2 separate regions of the Homo sapiens genome follow, and region 2 is linked to region 1. A link is a contact called in ENCODE Hi-C or POLR2A ChIA-PET data. All regions are on one chromosome and are shown on one strand. Each heading gives the region's core, a stretch centred on a gene start or an enhancer-like site at or near the end of the contact. The rest is flanking DNA. Distances are from core to core; before and after follow the strand shown.

Region 1 (4,114 bases), core at 428-2,927:
TGCACTCCAGCCTGGGTGACAGAGCAAGACTCCATCTCAAAAAATAAAATTAAATAAATGTATAAATGAATAAATAACAAGAGCCCTCAGACATCAAGTCTAACTCCTTCAGTGTACAGATGAGAAAACTGCAGCTTGGCCCCAGAGATGAAAATGCTTGCCCAGAATGTAGGCCCATTGGAAGCTGAATAATTATGTCTCTAGCCTCCCACGTCCCAGCTGTTTGGCATTTTCTGTAACAATGAGTTATGAACAGCCCTCCATGACCTGGCAGGTGGCTCTCGCCTGTAATCAATCCCAGCACTTTGGGAAGCCGAGGTGGGAGGATCGCCTGAGCCCATGAGTTCAAAACCAGCCTGGGCTCCAAAGTGGGGCCTCATGTCTACTAAAAATAAAAAAGTTAGCTGGATGTGGTGGCAAGCGCTTATGGTCCCAGCTAAACGGGAGACTGAGGCAGAAGGGTCACTTGGGCCCAGGAGGTCGAGGTTGCAGTGAGCCATGTTCGTGCCACTGCACTCCAGCCTGGACAACAGGGCCAGATCTTGTCTTCAAAAACAAAAATCAAATAGCCCTCCAAGAAGTTATTTACAATTCCTTAAGTGGAAGGAAGGGAGCTCAAAGTAAGATAACTTCCAGTAAAGCCAGGAGAAGCCTTGGAGGTCAAAGCTGTTAGAAGCCTTGCTGCAGGGGGCTGGGCGCGGTGGCTCATGCCTGTAATCCTAGCACTTTGGCAGAGGTGGGCAGATTACAAGGTCAGGAGTTCGAGACCAGCCTGGCCAACACGGTGAAACCCCGTCTCTACTAAAAGAAGTTAAAAAATTAGCTGGGCTGTGGCGCGCCTGTATGTCCCAGCTAATCAGGAGGCTGAGGCAGGAGAAATGCTTGAACCCGGGAGGCGGAGGTTGCACTGAGCCGAGATCGCACCACTGCACTCCAGCCTGGGCAACAGAGCAAGACTCCGCCTCAAAGAAAGAAAGAAACCCTTGCTGCAGTCAAGAACTTCAGCGATGCTGGGAAAGAAAAAAACATGCTTAGGCCTCAGAATAAGTAATGAGAAACCAGACCCACCAAATGGTACTGGGGGCGGGATATTGTGAGAAGAAAAGGATACTGAAGACACAAGGAGCTGCGGCGTCGGTTTTAAGGCTGATCCATCAGCTGTGTGCCCTTGGGCAAATCACTGCCCTCTCTGGGCTAGCTCCCCCGTGAAGGCTTAGGGCAGGCTGCCGAGCAGGGTCTCTCAGGTCACCACTATATTTGCTCAGCTGTGCAGACCTCGCAGCGCGGAGAGGAAGGGAGGAAGCCAGAGCAGAGAGGACAGCTCTGTTGGGGGCGAGTTCTCTCCTAATCGTGGCAGAGGGTGCATCCCACGCAGAGCCATACTAGTCCCGGAGCCAGGGGCCCCGGGCGGCGGCAGTCAAGATCAAGTTTCTGCCCTAAAGGAGGGGATGCTGGGCAGGAGCTGCCGGCTACCTGAAGAGATCCTCGTCCAGCGGCTCGAGGTTGAGCACGGTCGTGACCAAGACGCTACGGAGGTCCCCAGGGGGATCGCCGCGGTCGCCACAGCCCTGCCCATCTTCTGGGGCCTGCGGGGACGACATCTAGTTCAATGCTGCAGGCCCTGCACACCCGCTCCGCGGAAGACGCGGAGACATACACAGAACCTGACTCTTCCGGCAGATTGCCCTAGTAACCGGAAGTCTCCTGCAGACCCCGGGAAGGAGGAATCTAGGTTATGATTGGTCAGGACTCCTGTCAGTCCGCTGGTGGCTGTGGCCCTCTTTCTCTAGCAATTGGAGAAAATGAATGCCAATCTGCGAATCCTGTGTGTGACTGGATATGTCGCTGAGGAGGCGGAACCTCGGGACTGGATAATATGGACTGAGTGTCATTTCCCCTGTCAGATAGCAAATACACCCCCTTCCTCTTGTAACCCGGTCAGGCCTAGGGTTCCTCCCTGAGTTCCAGAATAGGCCACCCAGTTGGGGCGGACCCTTAAGGCATTCTGGGCCCACGCCTGCCTATAAACCCTCATAGTGTGACCTTTGACCCCTGGTGTGATCTTGGGCCCGGGCTGGGACCAGCCCCTAGTGTGGGTTGTGGGGGCGGCCATGGAGCTGGGCAGCTGCTTCAAGACCTATGAGGACTTCAAGGAGTGCTTCAGCGCCTACAAAAGGGAGAACAGGTGCTCCTTCATTCTCAGGGACTGCGTCTCCGTCCGCTTCCACAACCTCAACCATGGCACCTCCATCCGCGAAGACATCCTGTAAGGGCGGGCGGGGCGGGGCGGGCCAAGAGGGTGGGGAGGAGGCTGGACCTCCGGAGGGCTGCCTGGAGGAGGAGGGGTGCATAGGCACGCATTGGGCTGCGTGGCCATTCATTCAACAGGCACTCATTGAGCACCTGCTGTGTGCCTTGTGAAGAGAGCTAAGCCTCCACGGCCATTGGTTTTTGACCACCCACTCCACTTTCACTCCATTCACAGGCTTTTCTGGAATTTATAACTGCAGTTTCTCCCATTGTTTTGAGCAGCTGCAGCAACCCAAATACAAAGTATGGCTTTCATAAACGGATAAAAACACCTTGGCGATAATTTCCTTCATCAGTCTCCTCTTTACAAAACAGTCACATGGTCGTTGGAATGTTCGTTCATTCATTCATTCAGTTTTTAGTTCTTATATATTTGTTGAAACAGGGTCTCACTCTGTCCCCCAGGCTGGAGTGCAGTGGCACAATCAGCTCACTGAGCCTTCAACTGCTGGGCTCAAGCGATCCTCCCACCTCAGCCTCTCAAGTAGTTGGAACTGGAGGTGCACGCCACCATGCCTGGCTAATTATTTGATTTTGTACAGACTGGGTCTTGTTATGTTGGCTAGGCTGTTCCCAGACTCCTGGACTAAGCGATCTTTCGGCGTCTCAAAGTGTTAGGATTACAGGCATGAGCCACTATGCCTGGTCTATTCATTCATTTTGTAAATGGTTTTTGAGCTCCTTATATTAACCGTTTTCAAACACTTTCCATGTGCCAGGCAGTGTTCTCTATGCATGCTTTACCCTGCAGGGCTTTTTTTTCAGAATTATAGATAAATGTTATTTTTTTGCATTTGACAGATGAGAAGATTTGACAGATGAGAAGTCAGGCTTAGAGGTTAAGACAGGAGTTGAAAACTCAAATGCCTTCAGGGATTAGGTGAAACAACCCAATGTAAGAAAGTTTTAACTTTGAATTTTACTTTAAGAAAAAGAATGATGAAATAGCAACCAACACCAGGTCTTTGTGCTAGGGACAACAGAAGTGTGAAATGGGCCAAATGGAGAGTAGATGCCATCTAATCAGCTCCAGCTGATGGCTGCCATATGAAAATAAAGATCTAGTGTTGCCAGAATTTTGGGCAAGAGTTGTCAGAAATCCACACTTTATGTGGATTTTCCCATTTAAAAAAATTGAATCAGTTCAAATTTTAACTCAGAGCATGCGGGCCAACTCAGAGTTAAAGCATATCCGAGTTTGAGACTTGGATTGAGATGCTCAACCAAAGCTCCTCAATTAGACAGCCAGGCTATATTCTTTCCACTGTTCTGAAGTCCAGTGCTATGCTGGGTATAGGTGACATAAAGATGAATAAGTGTTCAAACTATCCCCAGAGAACTAGGATAAACTTGAACTCAAGCAAACTGGTGTGTGATAAATGCTTTAAAAGGAATGTGGAAAAAAAAAAAAAAAAAGAAATGTACGGAGAAAGAAATGAATGACAAATGCCTGGGAGGTGGGGGAAGTCTTCACACTGGAATTGATGGTTTCCCTGGGCTGTGAATGAATGTAGAGTGCTAGAGTAGATCTGTGGTTAATTACTGAGTACCATGGAGGCATTTGACCAGAAGTTGCTGTGCAGAAGGACCTACAGGAGCAAAGACAAAGATACATGAAAGAAGGTTGGCATGTTAGAGTAACAGTGAGGGATACCATGTTTGGCAGGAGATGAAGTCATTTGCAGTCTAAGGGTCTTTAGGGACCATTGTGAGGTGTTTGGACCTTGTCCTTTATGGGTAGGACCTTGCTAAGCAATGAGAGGAATACAAAAAAAAAAAAAAAAAAAAAAAACCACAGTTGCCC
Region 2 (4,409 bases), core at 1,618-4,117, 150 kb after region 1:
AGATCACGAGGTCAGGAGTTCAAGACCAGCCTGGCCAATATGGTGAAACCCCGTCTCTACTAAAAAATACAAAAATTAGCCGGGCATGGTGGCGGGCCCCTGTAGTCCCAGCTACTCAAGAGGCTGAGGCAGAAGAATCGCTTGAACCCGGGAGGTGGAGGTTGCAGTGAGTCGAGATCGTGCCACTGCACTCCAGCCTGGGAGACAGAGTGAGACTCTGTGTCAAAAACAAACAAACAAACAAACAAAAACTTTGGCTTGTTAGGTCAAAGATTTCTGGGCCCCACCCCGGAGTTGCTGATTCAATCATTCTGGGGCGGGGAGGATTTGTGTTTCTAAGTTCTCAGGTGCTGCAGGGGCTTCTGGTCCTGGGACTACAGTTTGAGAACCATTGAACTGGAAGATGTATGAGAAAGTGGGCTGGGCCGAGAGTAGAGGCTCAACCCAGGCTTGGAAAAGGGTCAAAATATGTGCCGGTTTCCCTGTGCGCCACATGGACTTCTCCCTCCTGAGCCATTCCCCAGGGCTCTCTCCATCCATTTGTCCAGCAGGGACTGAGCCCCCGCTGAATGCTTAACCTTGGATTTCTCAAAGATTAAGTCCTCTTCCCACCTCTTCCCCATTGTGAGCAGGACCAGATTTACACCTTTAGTGGCTGTGATTACTGAAAATACGGTGCCCCTCCCATCTGTTGTCCAAAGTAAAACAACACTAAACCCTGAAATGACTTCATAAAAAGAACAATAGAGAACTGATTTTTTTTTCCCAAGCTGGCTACTTTGAGGATTTTTTCCAAATATCAAAAACAATATTTTATTTTATTTATTTATTTTGAGACACAGTCTCCGGAGTCTCGCTCTGTCGCCCAGGTTGGAGTGCAGTAGCGCGATCTCAGCTCACCGCAACCTCTGCCTCCTGGGTTCAAGTGATTCTCCTGCCTCAGTCTCCTGAGTAGCTGGGATTACAGGCATGCACCACCATGCCCAGCTTATTTTTGTGTTTTTAGTAGAGACGGGGTTTCACCATGTTGGCCAGGCTGGTCTTCAACTCCCGATCATAGGTGATCCAACTGCCTCTGCCTCCTAAAGTGCTGGGATTACAGGTGTGAGCCACCGCACCCGGTCAAAATCAATATTTTAAATGTGTATTTTGGGACTGCGCCTGCTTTGCTGGGACCCCAAGCATATTCTTACCTGCCAGTGGGCAACCCAGTGTCAAAGGAACCGGTCCCAGGCCCATTCTCTTTCACCTCCATTTTCACATCTCTCCCTGCACAGCACCATCCCTTCTTGTAGACAAGAACTTCTCACCTTAAATAAAACTCCACTTGAGGCTGGGCACGGTGGCTTACGCATGTAATCTCAGCACTTCGGGAGGCCGAGGCGGGTGGACTGCTTGAGGCCAGGAGTTTAAGACTAGCCTGGGCAACGTGGCGAAACCCTGTCTCTACAAAAAAACAAAAATTAGCTGAGCTTGATGGAGCACACCTGTAGTCCCAGATACTCAGAAGGCTGAGGTCGAAGGATGGCTTGAACCCAGAGGCGGAGGCTGCAGTGAGCCTAGATCACATCATTGCACTCCAGCCTGGGTGACAGAGTGAGACCCTGACTCAAAAAAAAAACCCCAAAAAACAAAAAAACCTCCACTTGACTGTTCTCTGCCCTACCAGCTACCTCACTCTTATTTTCCTTTTTTATCTCCAACTTTTCTTTCCTACAGATTTCAGCCAAATAACTCACATCTGTTCCCTCTGTTGGTTCCTAAACATAACTCCTCCAGCCTGGCTTCTGGGCAATCACCCCTCCCTGCCCCTAGACTGCTGCCCCCATGGACTTCCTTTTTGCGAGAGCCAGTGACCTGATCTTAGCACGGGATTGGGAGTCAGAAGGCCTAGGCAGCTGGTCACTCACCAGCTGTGTGACCGTGAGCAACTTAAAGCACTTCTCTGAGCCATGGGTATGAACGTTAATTTGCAAAGTTGAGATGAGAGCATTAGAGTAATAGAATCATAATAGCTAAACTGTGTGTGTGTGTGTGTGTGTACCTGCTAAGAGCCAGGCACTGTGCTGAGAATTTGCCATGTATAATCACATTTAATCCCCACTACAACACCTCCAAATGAGGTCTGCTTCTTTCCCCACTTTACAAATGAGAAAAGGGAGGCACAGAGAGGTAAAGTGATTTGCCTAAAGTCCCACAGCCCATAAATGATAGGTAGTAGAATATGAACCCAGGAGGTCTGATTCCAAAATTTATGCCCTATGGCTTCCTTACTGACGGTGCTCAGTACAGATAAGTGGGAGGTGTGACTTGGTGTTAATAGGGACTCTAAGAGTCAGTGTGGGAATTGCCATTCCCCTGAAGCTAGGGATGGCAGGTGTGTTTGTGGGTTGGGGGTGGGGTACTTGAGTGATGCTCTCCCCTGAGGCAATGTCTTGCAGGATACACACCTTTCTACTTCATCTCAGATTTCAGTGTCTCCTCCACATCCTGCCAGAGCCTCTCTGGCCTGGCTGCCCCTCCCCTCTCTGGCAGGTTTGGGAGAAAGAGGCTTGGAGTTCCCCCATCCTAGATAGCGGGACAGATTCCTCATCTCGTGAGGCTGACCCTGATCTGGGGGCCTGTTATTAATAATGGCCTGCAGGGCTGTGTCATCCAGCTAGTGATTCAGGACTCCAGGGTCAGCACCCTCCCCATCCTGATGGAGCTACCTCAGTGAGGGGCTTAGAGTCTAAGCTATGACTCTACGTGAGGGTATATGCTGTTCTCTGCCTGCACTCCCAGGGTCTTGGCTAAACTCTATTGTGGTATTAAAAAGAGAGGCTGGGGGAAGTGGGGAAGGGGATGTGGTAACCAGAACCACTTCCTGCCACTGCAGTGTTGAAAGCCAAGCTCTGTCCAAGTTCCCCTTGATGGGGGTTGGGGAGCCAGGAGGTAAAGGAGGAAGTTGATGGGAGTTGGGGGGGATGTTAAAAAAAGGAGGATTCTTATTTGGATTGACTCCAGGAATCAAGATCTGGGTTTCCTGGCTGCTCTCTCCCTGCTCCCATTTGGTAAAAAACAGCGGCTGTCCTGAAGGTGGTCCTAATTAGCATAGCAGTGAACACTTATTATCATGTGCCAGGCACTTTATATTTGCTAACACTTTGAGCCTTACAACCACCCCATGAAGGAAGCACTATTATTACTCCAATTTTACAGATGGGGAAACTGAGGCACTGAAATGTTGTGTCAGTTGCCCTTGTCACACAGCAAGTCAGTGGCAGAGCTGAGATTTGAACTTAGGCAGCCTGGCTCCAGAGTGCAGGCTCTTGCTCTGTGACCACTCTGAGCCTCAGTTTCCTCATTGCATGATGAGGGTAATTGGAATACATAAATCCACTTTCCTTTCTTGATGCCTGATTCTCTGGTAATTAATTATTCATTCAATTTCTCCCCATGCTGAACTCTCAGATCCATGAACAATGAGACAAAGGCTATCTTGGTCACTACTTGTATTCCCAATTCTTAGCATAATGATTGGCCTAGAAAAACTCAACTAGAATGTGTTGAGTAAATGGTCTTTAAAAGGTCTGAAGATCATCAACAATGGTTTGAGTATCTGATAAAAGTTTTAGACCCTTTACATAGAAAAATCAACATATACCAGTAGCTGGGGGTGAGTCTGCCCCTCCCACTCACCCAGGGTACATTTGGCAATGTTTGGTAACATTTCTGGTTGTCACAACTGGCAGGGGGAGGTGCTACTGGCATCCAGTGGGTAGGGGTCAGGGACGCTGCTAAACATCCTACAATGCACACGACAGCCCCAAGTGCCAATAGTGCTAAGTTTGAGCTATGTGACATACATACATAGATATGTATTGTATGTCATGTTTGGTACCATTGATGGCAAGTGGGGGGTAGTTAACGGATTTTCCTAAAAGCCCGTGTCTGCCACCCAGATGAAGATCCTCCAGATTGGAAGATCTGTTCCTCTAAACTCATATTACTCTATGACCTCACATTCCCGAGTCTAGAATCTAGTTCCTCCTGGGTCCCCTGTCCTAGCCTCTGATTCCCTAAATGCCTGGGCCTCCTCTCTTACCTTCAGTGGGTAGCAGGGGACCAGAGGAGAAGCATCCAGGTTTTATGTGCTGCCCCTGTCACCGCATCCACCTACCCACTTCTATACCTGGGTCATCACAGTTCCCTGTAAATGGTAATAAAGATGAAAAGCTTCAGAGCCAGGCAGTTCTGGGCTTGAACACTAGTTCTGTGGATTAACTCGCTCTGTGATCACAGGCAAATTCCTTAACTCTCTGAGCCTTAGTTTCCCCCTCTGAAAACAGGAGGGATACTCATTAAACTTACCTTACAGGTGGTGAGGATGAAACGAGAGGCTTATAGAGAACTTATTACGGTGCTTG

Evidence for each region. Hi-C counts contacts between places; a loop is a spot of excess contacts on that map. ChIA-PET counts read pairs that join two places held with the same protein, here RNA polymerase II (POLR2A). Pooled maps may share reads with other maps.
Region 2: a loop to region 1 is called in a pooled map, with 2.4 times the contacts of the local background. The contact joins the enhancer-like site here to the promoter of ACOT8 in region 1. A Hi-C loop is called at or near these places in 4 of 50 pooled maps. POLR2A ChIA-PET finds 5 or more read pairs at or near these places in 2 of 52 experiments (OCI-LY7 and activated naive CD4-positive, alpha-beta T cell).

Annotation. Positions count from the first base shown.
Region 1 is chr20:45,855,715-45,859,828 of GRCh38, forward strand. It overlaps ACOT8 (acyl-CoA thioesterase 8), which reads right to left and starts at 1,678. Exons shown (of 6, transcript NM_005469.4): 1 at 1,474-1,678. The coding sequence starts at 1,601. It overlaps ZSWIM3 (zinc finger SWIM-type containing 3), which reads left to right and starts at 1,900. Exons shown (of 2, transcript NM_080752.4): 1 at 1,900-2,266. The coding sequence starts at 2,112.
Region 2 is chr20:46,002,509-46,006,917 of GRCh38, forward strand. No RefSeq gene overlaps it. Among named protein-coding and RNA genes, the nearest start is that of MMP9, 4.2 kb to the right of the region's middle. RefSeq lists enhancers at 1,504-2,155, 2,156-2,807. Within about 2 kb of position 2,868, at least 4 of the 41 ENCODE cell types and tissues checked have a DNase peak (open chromatin) inside an H3K27ac peak, as active enhancers do.